Regions from separate parts of the Mus musculus genome. Here regions 2 and 3 are each linked to region 1. The links are chromatin loops, found by intact Hi-C in ENCODE. Cell type or tissue: left cerebral cortex. All regions are shown on one strand.

Evidence for each region. A loop is a pair of places that touch in the nucleus more often than their neighbours do. Peaks named below come from ENCODE experiments on the same cell type or tissue, not always from the same donor. Only the 100,000 strongest peaks of a DNase experiment are listed, where the experiment ranks them.
Region 2: it touches region 1 in a loop (5-fold over the local background); 11 of 42 quality-filtered maps call a loop at or near these places.
Region 3: a loop joins it to region 1, with 2.4 times the contacts of the local background. A loop is called at or near these places in 5 of 42 quality-filtered maps.

What each region holds. Positions count from the first base shown.
Region 1 is chr1:104,767,414-104,772,413 of GRCm38, reverse strand. It overlaps Cdh20 (cadherin 20), which reads right to left and starts at 3,894. Exons shown (of 12, transcript NM_011800.5): 1 at 3,516-3,894. In left cerebral cortex, a CTCF peak has its summit at 2,934 (motif pointing right); DNase peaks (open chromatin) are centred at 3,013, 3,282, 3,499, 3,878 and 7 more places; H3K4me3 peaks cover 3,950 bases; H3K27ac peaks cover 4,156 bases.
Region 2 is chr1:104,941,855-104,946,854 of GRCm38, reverse strand. Cdh20 (cadherin 20) reads right to left here. Exons shown (of 12, transcript NM_011800.5): 4 at 4,638-4,757; 5 at 1,496-1,663. Among named protein-coding and RNA genes, the nearest start is that of Gm29012, 170 kb to the left of the region's middle. In left cerebral cortex, a CTCF peak has its summit at 1,916 (motif pointing right); a DNase peak (open chromatin) is centred at 1,909.
Region 3 is chr1:104,826,349-104,831,348 of GRCm38, reverse strand. All of the region lies in intron 1 of Cdh20 (cadherin 20), which reads right to left. Among named protein-coding and RNA genes, the nearest start is that of Cdh20, 60 kb to the right of the region's middle. In left cerebral cortex, no CTCF peak of the experiment used is centred here; a DNase peak (open chromatin) is centred at 3,033.

The DNA of each region.
Region 1 (5,000 bases):
CATGAAAAATCTTGTCCCCAGTCAAAACAGAATAGAAGGGGGTCACAGAGTGATGGCTCAGCTCTCCACTCTCTCCACCCCAACCACTACCAAGTGCTGCCACGAAGTAAATGAAGGGAAAATGAAAGTAGTAAATGCCACTTTCTTATGTCCCCAGTTGCTCTTATTTTTGTTGCTTTGCAGCCCTGATTGCAGCACTGCAGGTTAGAATGGACAGTTAGCTGTAATTATTCCAGTCACACCACCTCACAATGAAATCTTTATCCCGTGTTTACAGCCGCCTTTGGCAGAGGCTGTCTTGCTGTCTCTAAACTAAGAAGAACCACCCTTTGGCTCCTCTCGGCATCAGCTGCCTGAGTTTCAGGCTGGGATCCCAATAATCAGACTTCTTTTTCTTCCAAAGTGGACTTCTTCTTTTTTTTTTTAAGGGTGAAAAGACCTATTCTCATCACCCCCCATATATCCTGGCTGATTTATGTCCTAGCCACAGCAGCTCTTCCTTCCGTGTCTCTGTACATTTTACCTCCTTCCCTAGACTGCTACTAGACAAACCACATTTTAAAGTTCAAGACTGTACAACTAAGTAAATAAAATGCTTGAGTAAACAGTTCTCATTACTATGAGGGGGAAAACGTAAGAATTGGTAGATGGGTAGAGAGAAATCAGGGTTTTATTTTCATTTCAAAACTCTCAACTTTCTAGCTCAAAGGCCTTTCTCTAGCTTTGTCACCAGAAGACATCAGTGTTTCTCAGTGGCTCTCTTGATGAGGTCCAGCCATTTATTTAAATTCATCAACAGCTGTAGACTAGCAGCTCCTGAATGAGAGGAAAATTGAGAATCACATCAGGGTCTGCAAACAGACTTCTGAGTCCTCTGGGATGGTAAATACTTCCCTGTTCCAGTCTGGAAGAAGAAAAAAAGAAGTCCTTCCAGTGCAAAAGTCAGGAGCAGGCACTGCCATCACTTAAAGTGATGGTCGTCAACTTTCCTAACGCTGCAACCCTTTAACATAGCTGCTTATATTGTGACTACAATAATAAAATTATTTATGTTGTTACTTCATAACTCTAATTGTAAATCTCTGTGTTTTCCCATGGTCTTAGGTGACCCCTGTGAGTCACTTGGCCCCCAAAGGATGCAAACCACAAGCTGAGAACCACTGATTTGAAGTTTCCTAACAGAGGTAGCAAAAGGACCCCTCACACCATCTGATGGAGTGAATCAGAGCACACAGGAAAAGCCATGCTGGGTTCACTCATCATTCTAGAACACTTAACTGCTCTGCACCTTACCTCCAGTCTTGAAAGCCCAACTGGCAGACATTCTCCTAGCAACCCTCAGTCTCTCCTCTCAACCCCCAGCGCTAACGACAGTCACAGTGCCTCTCTGGTGAGAACTGGGTCATATAATTTTACTGAGGAGAAAGGTAGGAGGGGAGTGGTCCAGTCGTACAAACATTGAATAAATTCCCCAGCAACTCTCCCCAAATTAAAGATAACTTTCCCACAAGTATGCACAAAAATGTCAAGAACGCTAAGTCATTTTTTTATGATTGTACTTTGCTTTTCCATTTTAATGTCACACTGCCACATGGCACACTTGCTAAAAATGTACCTCCTTAACCTGTGCAGTAGCAAACTTTTCACAGAACATTAACATGTCGTAGTTTATAGACTGTCCTTTCTCAGTGTGCTCAAAGCACTTTCTAAAATACAAAATTAGACCATCTCCTGAGTAGAGTCCCATCAGAAAGACTGCTCAGTGCGTTGGCAAAGGGGAAATCGGAAGCACAGTAAAGGTCACCCCAAAGTCAGTGGCCACAGCCCAGCTGACTCTAGGAGCTTGATTTCATTTATCTATGTCCTACTTGCACACTATTTGTCTCTCTTTCTTCTTTGGCAGGAAAGGATGTGGGCAGCACAGAGGTTTGACCTCATCTCCTGCACGCAGTGACTGCCAGGACTTCCATAGTCCTGCCTTGTTTTCTGCTTCCTCAGCAGGGCCAAGCCTGTGCCCTGGAACAGATCTGATCAAGGGCTAAGCCAAGAGGGTAGCAACCAACCTCAGGTGTCCTTGAGGCTTCCTCCTAAAACTAAAGGGAAGGTTGCTCACACTAGGAAGCTCAAAAGGCTGTAGGGGTTCTGTAACTGGAAGCAAGTGAGTACCCGGGGCAGCAGAAGGAAAAGCTGGGTCAAGTATGGAGTTCAGGGTGGCTCTGCCTCCACCTTGAGAAGAGACAGGACGGATTGTGGATAGGGAAACAGTGCCTTGCATTACTGTTAAGACTTTCTGTTGTTTGTGCTGTTCTCAGCTAGATACAGTTCACAATCCTCTGCCAGGTCCCTGACACTACAATTCTGAGGCATTTGTTTTCTTTGATGGAGGCAAATCAGAGACCAGAGGAGGTCCGCTTACATTATGTGAGGGACAGCGCTTACAGACTCAATTTCCCTGCTATTATCAAAGTCCCAAACTCCAATCTTCCTGATGTCCAAGCATGTAAAAACAACGTTAATAATAATTGTTTTGATTTCACAGTAAACTCCGAATCTACGAATCTACCCAGCGCTTAACTCCTCTATTCTCGCGTGCCAGGGTTCCAGCCCCACTTCCTCCTCCCGTACATAAGCTCAGCTAGGAAATCACTAAAAGACTCTGGCGTTGCCTTAAAGCTGTAACCCTCCCCCCCCCCCCACCCCCTTCCCATATTCAGCTGCCACAGCTTGGAGGCCAGCAAAGCTTCTGTCTTAGTGCTAAGGACAGTTTGCGATATCGCGGAGGCATTTTCTTTGTAGATCTGAATGTTTCACCTTCTCTGACTCCTTTACTCGCCCCATCACCTCCGGGCTCTTCCAAACACCACCAGCAGGACAAGCAGAGCTCAAACCACCCGCGCTCCATTAAGAGCTTTCCCAGGGATTGCCAGGACTGTGAGACAGGAAATCCGGGGAGTTGGTGATGTCCGGCAGGTGGCAGGGACTAGAGTCACCACCACACCACATTCTCCTCCCACCGCTGAGCTTTGTTGCAGCGGCGCCTCTCATCCCAGAGCCAGGATCGGTCACTGGGTGCCTAGGATCCTCAGCTCTGAGCACAACTACCTCGTTGGGGACTCGGGCATCCTCTCCCTTGGCAGTATGGAGATGCTGGTGACCTCAAGGGAAGCGAAGCGCCCAGGTTAAGCGCTCTGGCACCCCGCGCTCCCCATGTCACCATCATCCAGCGAGCACATTCCAGTGCACAGCACCCTCCACCTGCCTGGCTATTCCGCTGTGCAGCAGCTTTCTTACACACAGAGCATGCCACTAGCTGAGTACATCCCTTCCTGCACCCTGTCCCCGAAAAGTCCCAGGAAGTGGAACCCAGGTCGGCAGGGAGGTCCCCTAGGCGGCGGAGAGTTGAGGGGAAGGCGCTAAGCAGAGCTGGACTGTGCACAGTGCACCTGGCTTCCCCAGAGTGACCTCTTGTGCCTGGGGCCAGATGCATGGGGACCGACGGGAGCCCTCAGCTTTACCTGGCACAGCCGGCGACTCTCCAGAGACGTGGAGACTCCGTAGTGGCGGGTGTCCAGCTCATATCGCTGCCTTCCTCATTGGGCGAACGGGTGTCCTGCCGAGTCCCTTCGCCTCAGCTCGCCTCTGTGCCCCCGCCCCACCCCCTTCCCCCCAAGTCAAAAGTGTCACAGCTTTACAGCCTTCGGATGTTTCCAAAGTCTCCGCTCGATCTCTGGCAGTGGAGAGCTGATGACAAGAGCAGCAAATCCGCTGATGCCCACGGCCCTCAGCTCTCTGCCAGGAGGGTGAAAAGAGCTGCCTGGTTCTTCTGGTCACCGTCCTTTAAGACCAGCGCGCGGTCCGCTTCTTCCCCTCCTTCGCGCGTTTTCTAGCCCGAGTGGCTGCCTCCTGCGTGTACCGCGGGTCTTGTTTCCCCGCTCATGAATATTCTGACAGAGGCTAATGCCGTTGAAGTAAATTGAATTAGCCAATTGGTGCCAGGAATGTGCGCTCCTTCCTTCTGAGGAGCTGTCTGGAACCACACCAGAAGAAAGCAATTAAAGTCCGGTTGGCACCCCGTGGTTTAGACCAGCGAGGGGCAAAATGGGTTAATTCTTTAAATGCAGTTTAAAAACCGCATTTAAATGTTTAAACTCCTTTATTGGCTGGGGGAGTTAGAAAGTGCTAACCCAGAGAGGGATGAAAGGGAACAGAGGGCAGGAAGACACCAGTGTGAGTGTTGGGGGTAGGGGTGGGAGTACATCTAAACTTTGCCAGGAAGTTGAGGTGACTTATTTTGAGAAGACTCTGGATTCTGGAAGAAGCAGTCCACGATAAGAACAGAAAAAGAGAAAAAAGAAGGGGTCTGAGAGAAGATGGTGTTAACACTTTGACCTTGAGGATTCAGCCCCACTCCATTGACAGTTTTCAGAGAATGGGTCCTGGGGAGATGAGAGAGGCAGCTTGATTCGTGGACTGTTTAGAAAATGTCATGATTTCTTTATCCTCATAGCACTATTACAGTTTTCGGTGTATGGGTTAAGTAGGGATGTTGTGAAGTCATCTTCTGTCAATCATTCAGAACGATTAGGGAGATTTAGCTCAGTGTGTAGTGAGTGTCTCCAACAAGATGTTCAGTTTGTTTCCCACAGCCCGCATGAAAAAACAAACAAACAAGCCAAATTAAACTAAGCCAAAACAAAACAAAATAAAAAACAAACCAACAAACAAAAGGAAAATGGAAGCACCAGATAGAGACAAGTGGATCAAGGGTGAGCCCTGGGGCTCACTAACCAGCCAGCCCAGCCCACTTGGTGAATTCCAGGCCAATAAGAGATCCTGCTTCAAGTCAATCAACCAATCAAACAGTACCTGAGGGATTTGGTTTAGGCATGATCAATCTAGAAGGCACTTCCTGTTTCACAGTTCTGACCTTTCTTCCTGAGGTCACGTAGAAAGCATGTTTAGAAAGGACCACTTCCATTCCTACCCCGAGTGGGAGGTTA
Region 2 (5,000 bases), 170 kb before region 1:
TGTTCAACCTGGAACTGAGTCTGCCATTTTGACATCTCCAGTTTCCTCCCATCAGGCATTCACTTTCCTAAGTCATACCTCCATTCCTGAGTTTTGTTCTACTGTCTTTCTTGTGTGTGTCCACCTTCCTTAAGGACATTCAACCTGATTGTTTCATTTTCACTTACTATTCAAATCTGAATTTTTCATGCCCCTGCCTGCTACTAGTTCCTTTATGCATCCTCTGCTCTGTCAGCAGTTTTCCTTTCTGCCACTCAGATTAAAAAAATGTTGTCATCTTTGACTCCCTCCACTCTCAGCCATGGTTCTCCTATCCAGGAGATTAATAGTCAGGAGTCTGGGGTGGGGGGAGGGTAGAGATAGCATTGGACATGTAAATGAAGAAAATACCTAATAAATTAAAAAAAATAGTCAGGAGTCCTCCTTCTTTTCTTCCTCCTCTTCCTCCCCTACTTCTCCTCCTCTTCCTCTGCTTCTGTTCTCCTCCTTTCTCTCTCTATATCTATATCATCTCTATATCTCTATAATTATATATCTATATATTTATAATCTATGCCTATATACTTCTTGCATTTAATTTTCTACTCAGATGATCTCTAATACAGAAACGATTTTGTTGGTTTTGCACAGGGCTCTATATTACTTTAAATGGTGTCTCAAATTGATAGTGCTTTAATGAATGTGGCTTCTTCATCCTGTCATGTCTCCTTCTAAGCTGGTGTAAATCTTTTCTATTCTTCAATCTTTTCTTTAAGTCTCATTATCTTGTGAAGCCTTTATTCATGGGCATTTGTAGAGAACAAGAAGCCAATTCATGTGCATTTCTACAAACTGTTCATGATACTTTAGTTTTTTCAAGTCGTAGGATTAGTCAATGTGAGACCTGGATAAGTGCACCATTTGTGAACCTCTTAGTGGTACACCAAACACTATGTACTGCTTTCCCTTGATGAGTAGAGTGTGTGTGTGCTCCTGGCTAGATTTTAGGCTTTGAGTGACAGGCCATAGTATCTTTAGATCATCTACTATTTGGCACCTACTTGCATATTGCTTGGTTAATGTGGTCAGATGGTGGTGTGTTCAGCTACAGCTCTGGCTGTTTCAGGAAATGCTTTTTTGAAGTAATTCCCATGGGTAAAGCACCTTAAGGACGAGCTCTTAACAAACAGAGAGTTAGTGCTTAAAAACAAATCTTACTCATGGTAATTATTTGTGGCCCATAATATTTTAATCCTACCTGATAAACCTAAATCTTAGTATTTAATTTTGTGCTGGTGTGTGAATGTGGCCATCAGGTAAAAGCAAGCAAGCAAGCAAGCAAACAAACAAACAAACAAACAACCTTCTAAGTGCCATGGGAAGCTGAAGGCCAGAAGGGAGGTGTGTAACAAAGGAATGTATACATAATGATTTTTAACACAAACTGACCTTACACCTGAACCTCAGTAAAGCCTGGGTCCCTCTGGCTGAGAGGTACGCTCTGGTTGGTACTTACTCTGTGGAAATCGGGGTGGGTTATCATTGACATCTGAGAGAGTGATGTTGACTGTTGTGGTCCCAGCCAATCCTCCAAGTTGCCCTCCCATATCTTTGGCTTGGATAATCACTTCATAGTACTCCTTGGCTTCTCTGTCCATGTTCATAAGGGCTGTTCTGATTACACCTGCAGGACAGAAGTGGATTTAAACAGTAAAAGCACAAAGCTGGTTTTCTGAGGACTTGTTTGTATATATCTTCTTTGTGTGCTGTAAATGCCTAACTGAGATGCACATCACCAGTTTTTATTAAACTGGAGGTTAAATTCCCGGCTTCAGAAAAGCACCGTATAAAACAAAGGACAAAGAAATAAGACACCCAGCAGGAAGGGCCCAGAGGCTGGAGTCCTTGGCAATGTTACTGAGGCAGAACAGGAGGTGGCAGCAGTGGCTTTCTTACAGACTCCAGGAATTGCAGTCTGTGGCAATTATAGACTACTCTGTCTTTACCACAGAAAACCTGGGCTTTGAGTCCAGAAAACAAACCTTCTTGTGTCTACAAGTCTGTGATTTTAGGTAATTCTCCTTCAGCTCTTTTTGCCTTCAGCCCTAGAGCTCTTGTAGTGTCAAAGACTCTTTAGAAACTGGCTCTGAATATGAATCCTGTGCCTCCCCACTGCCTGCAGGTAGGGATGTCCTGTGTTTACAGCCACAGTTTTGTTTTTTTCTGCTTACTTCTCTGCTTTACTGAGTTCCTTGAGCAGGGAGGGGTACTAGAGGCTCAGGGTGGTTTTTTTTTTTTTTTTTTTTTTTTTTTTTTTTTTTACCATGCATAAGAAATGAACTTCTCCAGGCAGTTCAGAGCAGAAGCAAAGCATAGGTGTAGTGACAGGGTATCATTTAAGAAATTAGGTCTACCATAGTTAAACCTTAGGTGGAGCTTGGAAATCCTGTGGGAGATGGAGAGGGACAATTGTAGCAGCCAGAGGGTTCAAGGATAGCACAAGAAAACCTACAGAATCAACTATCCTGGGCCCATAGGAGCTCAGAGAGACTGAGCTGCCAACCAGAAAATCTGCATGGAATGCAGAGGTGCACATATGTGAGAGTTGCATAGCTTGCTCTTCAAGTGGGATTCCTAACACTGGGAAAAATGGCTGTCTCTGATTCTGATGCTTGCCTGTGGCACCCTTTTCTCCTACTGGGCTGCCTCATCTAGTCTCCATAGGAGAAGATGTGCCTAGTCCTACCGCAACTTAATATGCAAGGGGGTTGATATGGCTCTCCTATTCTGAAGATAAATGGAGTAGTTGGAGGAGAGGAGAGGAGGGGAGAGGAGAGGAGAGGAGAGGAGAGGAGAGGAGAGGAGAGGAGAGGAGAGGAGAGGAGAGGAGAGGAGAGGAGAGGAGGGATAGGAGAGATAGTGCAGAAGGACTGGAAGGAGAGGAGGGATGGGAAACTGCTTTTGGGATATAAAGCAAATAAAGAAATAAATTGAAAATAATAAAAGAAGAAGAGGTATCTAAAGCAGATGCACAGAAGTGTAGGCTTCTGATCCTGCCAGGGAAGTGGAGAGGTTATTTTCCCCTTTTACTCCTGTAGCTTAGAAACGCTGTCTTTCATACAGCGGAGGGGAAGGCTACATGATTATTGTTACAGGTTTAGGATATATCTTGTGGTTAAACTGACCTTTTGCCTGGAAAGGCAAGTGTGTGGGAACGACACCTTGGCTGAGTTTCTTCCTATGATCTATGTGCCATAGTCACTGAGACCATTCTAAAACGGTATGTGCAACATTTTCTTCTTGTAAATGCCTCTTGGCCAAAGCAATGACAATCTTTTCATGTATTTTTGACCTCAACACTGTAGATGCTCCTCCTGGGGACTGTCAGAATAATGTAAAATACTTCTGAGGATATTGAGGACACATGACCCTGATCCTGTCTGTAATTTTCTTCCCTCAGGCATTTCTTCATCCTCCTCCCCTCTCTTCACCCTTTAGTAGAATTATTGAAGTTTCTGTTTTATAGATGCCCCTAACTGCCATCTTTTCCCTTTCCTTTCACTAATTTACATCCTCTCACTCACTTTCTACCTTTATGGTAGCATTTTCTGTGTACATGGCTACCTTGATGACTTCTAGGGGAAAAGCAGGTTAGTTATAATAGAGATGTAGTTCTTTTCTCTTTAGAATAAAAAAGTGACTTTGATTGTTCACCAGTGACTTTATCTCTGTGATTTTTTTTGCTCGAGGTCCTTCTCCTAGGTCTGTTTTCCCTGTCTAAAGTTGGGGTAATAGCACTTCCTAAATATTTTACCTGTGAGGTTAAATGGTAATGTTTACAAAAGTTCTTGAAAAAGGAGAAATCCTGGCACACGTGTAAGACATCTATGATACAGTAATTCTTCTGCCCAAGAGAGAAAGTAAAGTGGACTTTCTTGCTGTATTAAAGCATAAATCCTGAAGTAAACATTTTTGAAACAGGTGAAGCCCCCAGGTTCCTCTGGTGTCTCCTTTTCTGCGATGATGCTTTAATCAGTCTCTTTGCCATCTTCCCTTGTTAGAAGGTCACCAGGTTCTGCCTTTTTAGGTGCCATATTCATGTGCTATTCCCACTCCTATTGAAACCCGCCTGCACAGCCTTGGGTTCTACTTAGCAGCCATTGGCTCAGCAGAGATAACATTAGGGGTATATTGATAACCACAGGAGCTTGGCTAGTACCTAACTTCCCAGTTTTCTCATCTAGTGAATCCTAATGATTCTGGACTGCATGATTGCCCAGAAGGTTCTTTCTGGTTTCAGAGTCTGTAATTCTAGCAGTAGAGTAAGCCCTGGAGAATGTGTTGATCTTCTTTGGGCTTTCTGAAGTTATAGGAGACCTCAAACCTTTATAAATAAATATAGCCTTGGGAATTTTGAAAGGTAGTAAGGAGACTTTCTCTGTTGACAGGGTTTGGGTGTCTCTCAAGAATCCATTCACACTGTCTCACTCCCTGGCAATCACAGTGTGTGCTCCTAATCTTAAAGATTATGACTATCTTCCCTGTCCAATATGCTCCATGGAGAGTCCTTGATAGGAAGAGTTTGGTCTGTTTTAAGTAGGAAACATAGGAATTATTGAATAAGCACACACCTCTGACTTGACTCTTGTACTATATACCTGTTTTGGAGTCCACAGAAAAATATGGCTGGCCCTGGAGAATGCTGTACACTACCCGGGCACTGTTGCCATAGGTTGGGTCATCAGCATCTGTGGCTGTCACTTGGATAACAGATGTACCTGAGGGAGAGAAGTGGGAGAAACCTAATGAAGCCCAGTTTAAAACAGCTGGTATAGTACTTGCATAGTCAACCTTAAAACATTTTACAGATGTTGCTTGCTTCTCTGGGAGAGTTCCCTTTCTTGATCACGATTCCATGACTCCCATTTTGTTACTCAATAGGGATGATAGTCATATGTGTTAAATTCTTTCTTTCTTTTTTTTAAATTTTATTTTATTTTATTTTATTTTATTTTATTTTA
Region 3 (5,000 bases), 59 kb before region 1:
ATAGCAAGAGAGTGAACTTTAGCAAAGCAAGGGATGTCAAAGGGAGAAGAGGGAGAAGTCTCAGGAAGCTGAGATTCTTGGCTGTGTGGTTGGAGATGTCTGAATGGCAAACTGTCATCCTCACCTGAGCCAGAGAGTAGCTTACGTTACAGAGATCTATCATCTCCCGTTTCTAACGTAGACATTGAGGTAACCATGGGGTTCACAGGATCTTTGGAGGGAGTCTGTGTCAGATCTCAGTTATCTCCTGATGAATGCTGACAGTCTCTGTTTTTTCTCAGAGGAATTAGGAGGGCAGGCAGGAGAGAGCACTGTAAACCTCGCCTCTTGCCCTAAGCACGTGTTTTCAGAGTTCCTCTGTTCATAGGGATATTTTTCATATTAGACAGGGCCGCCCTAATGATCTCATTTTAAGAATTATTTTCATCTATGATCACCCCATCTCTACACTAGAAAATTTTGAAGTACAAGGGGTTAGGATTGTCATGATGCTTTGAGAGGCACAGTGCAGCCCATTGTAGTGGGTGTTTTGGAGACTGCTCACTCCTGGTCATCATTCTCATTACATTTGATAGCTTGTTAGCACCCAAATATGCAAAGCATTTCACTGAGCATATCAGCTTCATTTTGTTAGTGTAATAAAACACTTTAGGTAGGTGATTTTATAAAGCAAAGAAGCTTACTTTGTATCATGGCTTTAGGAGATTCATCTGGTGCTTGCTTCTTCCTGGCAGCACCTCAAGGAGGCATACAACATCACATGACAAGAGACAAATGTGTGTCTCCCAGCTTTCCTGTTTGGTCTCTGTCCTTCATCTTACAAAGCCATTAATATTAGTCGCTGGATTCACTCAAGTGACTTTACTTAATCTTTATCACTTTTTCAAAAGCCCACCTGTAAATGTTGTCAAACGATTGTTTCTCTCTTTATACCATAGACATGTAACTTTGTGGATTAAACTTCTACCTGAGCTTAGTGAGAACCAAGAGGAGGCAAACCACACTCAAGCCATAGCACTAGGACTACAGCAAACAAAGAAGAAAAATATGGAGATGATTGAAAGCTTGGATACCAAGCCCCAGGGAGCATCCGGTAACTGCTGTGAGACACAAAGAGAGCACTACACAAACTACAGGATTATTAGAAAAAGGAAATAAAGCCCATGGCTAGTGAGGCACTCTTGAATATTTGCTTTTTTTCTTTTTCCCTTTTTCTTTTTTGTTTGTTCTATATATCAGGAATTTCAATTCCAGAAATGTTAAATAACCTACTGAAGGTCTGCTGACTACAAATTACCTGTATGTTGTATGATGAATGCAAGGGTTCTTGCAGGCTTCAGTTTCCAACATTGTGAAATGTCTGTATAATATTTAGTAATAGTTATATAAAATAAATAATATTTAAAATTTTATTTTTATGTAGCTATTCAGAAACAGGTGAACATGTGAAAACAATGTGGAAAATTATTTTTAGAATAAGTCAAAGACATTTATATCCTTAAAAATATTACTAAAATGTTGAATAAACATTGATTATAATAGTCAACCACCCACCATCTATAGGTGTCAATCTAAAACATCCATACCATAGTTCAAAAAAATATATCAACCCTAAAATATATAATTCATTTACCTTCTTATTAGTTTATTACTATAAATTATTAGTTTTTATTAAACCCACAAGCTACCTTGAACTTTCATAGTTTCTTTCTTCCATATGACCCTTAATCTTTGAAAGAGATCAGAGCTGCTTCACTGGGAGACATAGATGTGTGCCATACAAAGTCTGATTCTTCATTCCATGGGCATGTAAACAGTTATTGCCAATATCATAGCTTCCTTATTTAACTATACGGTGCTGAGATGGGAGCTGCTTGAGAGCCATGAGCGTAGGAAATCTATTGCTAGGTTTAGTAGCCAGTGTGTATGCGATGGAAAACATAAGAAAAGAAAGAGATGATGAGAAAAGTTTCATTCTTTTGGTTTAATGTAGAAATTTTCTAAAAGAAAGAGGAACAGGGCAAGAGGGAATAAGAAACTGAATCTAAAATCAACACTTTTGCTAGAATTCTTTCTTTACTGTATGCTAATAAATGATAGAACAAATATCATCACTGATAATATTTAAGAAATCAGAAATCTGGGTGAGATCGTCTCTGGACCCTGGCAGCAGAGTTCAGAGTTCACTTTGGCTCTGACATTGGGGATGTCTTCTCTCTTGTTTGGAACACCATCCAGGCACCAATGATCTGAATCTGTAAAGTCAAGATTAGCAGTAAAAATGCAACTTCTATGAATGTGAATTATTAATTATTAAGTTTTTATGTTTTTAAGTTTTAAGTTTTATTAAGTAATTATTAAGTTTTTATGGCTGTTTGTCTATGTCTGTTGATCAAACAACAACGGCAAAAACTTATAATCCCTTTCCAGCTTCTGGATATCAACTAAGAGGAGCAAACCCTTATGGCCTTCCTTATTGTGTATATGTGCAATGTAAGCCAGTCTGTAACAGGTTCACAAAAGCAGGGACACGAAGAAGAAAGAAATAGAAAAGGTTTCATTCTCAGCCTGGGCACAGAGAGATGGATGATAATGGTGATGGAAACAGCCAGGAGCACATATATAAAGGGACCTGGTCTGGGACAGGTGGCTAGGGAAGACTGTCCTTAGGAAACGGTGTTCATATGGAGTACAAAGGGAACAGGCAAGACAGTGAGGGGAGGAAGACTGTTGTTCAGGACTTGAAGGATCCAGGCAGAAAATCATAAGCACAGAAGATGAAGGTTTTGCAGTGGGCAGGGTGGGTGGTGGAAGGTAAAGATGGCTACAATCATCGGGCACTAGAGCAAGTAGGATCGAAGCAGGAGGGCAGGAGAGAGGTTTGAGATGTGAGCAGGGGCTAGACTGGGGACAGAGTAGAAATGTAGGCAAACGGTTGCAGCCTTTAAGTAAAAAATGAATTAAAGAAGTAATTTGCTGGCAATGCAGAGCTGTAGTCAGGGCTGCTGTGTGGACAACCAGCAGGAAGAAGGCCTGGCAGGAAGCCAGGGCAGTGAAAGATGGTATTGCCAGGAACAATGCAGTTGAACAGCAAGAGTAGGACCAAGGAGTACTACTACTGTTGTGCTATTGTAGTTTCATAACATGCCTTTGTCCTCTTGGCCTGTTCTGGATCTCATTTCAACAATGTAGAGAGAGCCCCAGAATTAGATCTCTTGAATCATACAATGGTAATACATACCATAATCTACTAATGGACATCTTGATTCTCAATTATAAATGACTGCAAAGAATACCTGTCATGGACCAGTTGCCTAGTTATTCCTTTCATGAATACATTACATTAGGTACAAACTAACTCCCCAAAACATTGCTTAAACTAGCTCTCACACAGTTTCCTAAAAGCCTAGTCTCCATTCTCCTGCCAGCCTGGTGCATTGCCAGCCTTTTCTTTTTGTCTGTCTACTGGTAAAGAAACCTCAATATTCTGACATCTATTCTTTTAATTGCTTATGAGTTTTCTCTCTTTCATGTATTTCTTGATAAATTATACTTATTCTTCCACGTTCTGTTTCCTTTGCCTGTTTATAGATGGAAATGTTCCTGCCTCTACTGATTGAACAGACTTTTTTTTTTTTTTTTTTTTTTTTTTTACCTTTGCCATGTGCACAATGCAGACTGCAGGATAGATTTCTGTTTGTCTTACGTTGTGGTCATGGAGTTCCTGAATGTGTGTGTATGCCTTTTTTGTTTTTACACATATGTATTTTCTCACTTTTAAGTCATTGATTTTGACAACTGTCAGTGTTTTTATGATTCTAAGTTTGTTGATAAATCCAAAAGGCCTAACTCCAAGTCTAGAAAACGGATTTCCAATTACTTTGTTTTCTCTCAGGAATACATCTGGGATAAGTATGAGGTTTTGAGGGAATGTTATTTCTGAATTTGACAAGTCTCCGGGACACTGTCCCAATATCTTGTCTTCAGAAGTGTTCTTTCCATCCCTGATTTATTGTGCTGCCTTTATATCGTGTGCTGTCTTCTCATCCATGAACAATCTTTTGTTTCTGATCTCTCATCCTGTGCCATGTTCACAGTCTTAATTACTGTTATTTTGTATACCTTTGATATATTTGGTAAATCCATTTAATATTTGCTAGCATGGATTTATCCACACTACTCATCTTTCTTAGATTTTCTTATTTATTTCAAAGTGCTTATTTTTTTTCAAAATGGATTTTACTCATGTTATGTTGCTATATTATACAAAAGTCATGTTGTGGTTTTGGAAAGGATTAAATTACATTTATAAATTTATAGTAGCATCCCCGGTATCTGAATCTTTTTCAAACTTCAAAATCACTCATGTGAAAGAGATTTAGTTTAAGATCAAGTGAAGTATATTATATATAGTGACTCATATTTAAGAAACATATGAGAAATTAGCAATATTATGGAAATCATGGTTTTAGATGACCTATTTAATCAACAAATATTTACTAAGCTGGGCACATGGTTAGCACTGCTTTAGTGGTAAGGGCACAGGGTCCCTTTTCCCACATTTAGGAGAGAAACACTAGGCTTCATCTTCTATTTTAGATAGAGTAGTAAGGCTACAGTGACAGCAGATAACTCTGATAAAATATTTACTTTGCAGTCTGCAGTGGTGACTCAGCAGTCAATAGTACTGTTGCTCTCAAAGAGGACTTGAGTTTGGTTCACTGCACCCACATGACTGCTCACAACCATCCCTAACTCCAGTTAAGAGAATATATTACTATCTTCTGAACTCTGCTGACACCCAAAAGACATGTAGTACATAGACATTAATGCAGGCAAAACACACATACACATAAAATAAATATAAAGAAAACCCTTACTTTAAAAAGAACATAAAAGGTTGAATAGCAATTGATCTATAAAAACAAAGAGGATTTTTGATTGGTCTGTAAGATGTGAAATACAAGAATGTCCTTGATTCCACAGAGTTAAGAATGACA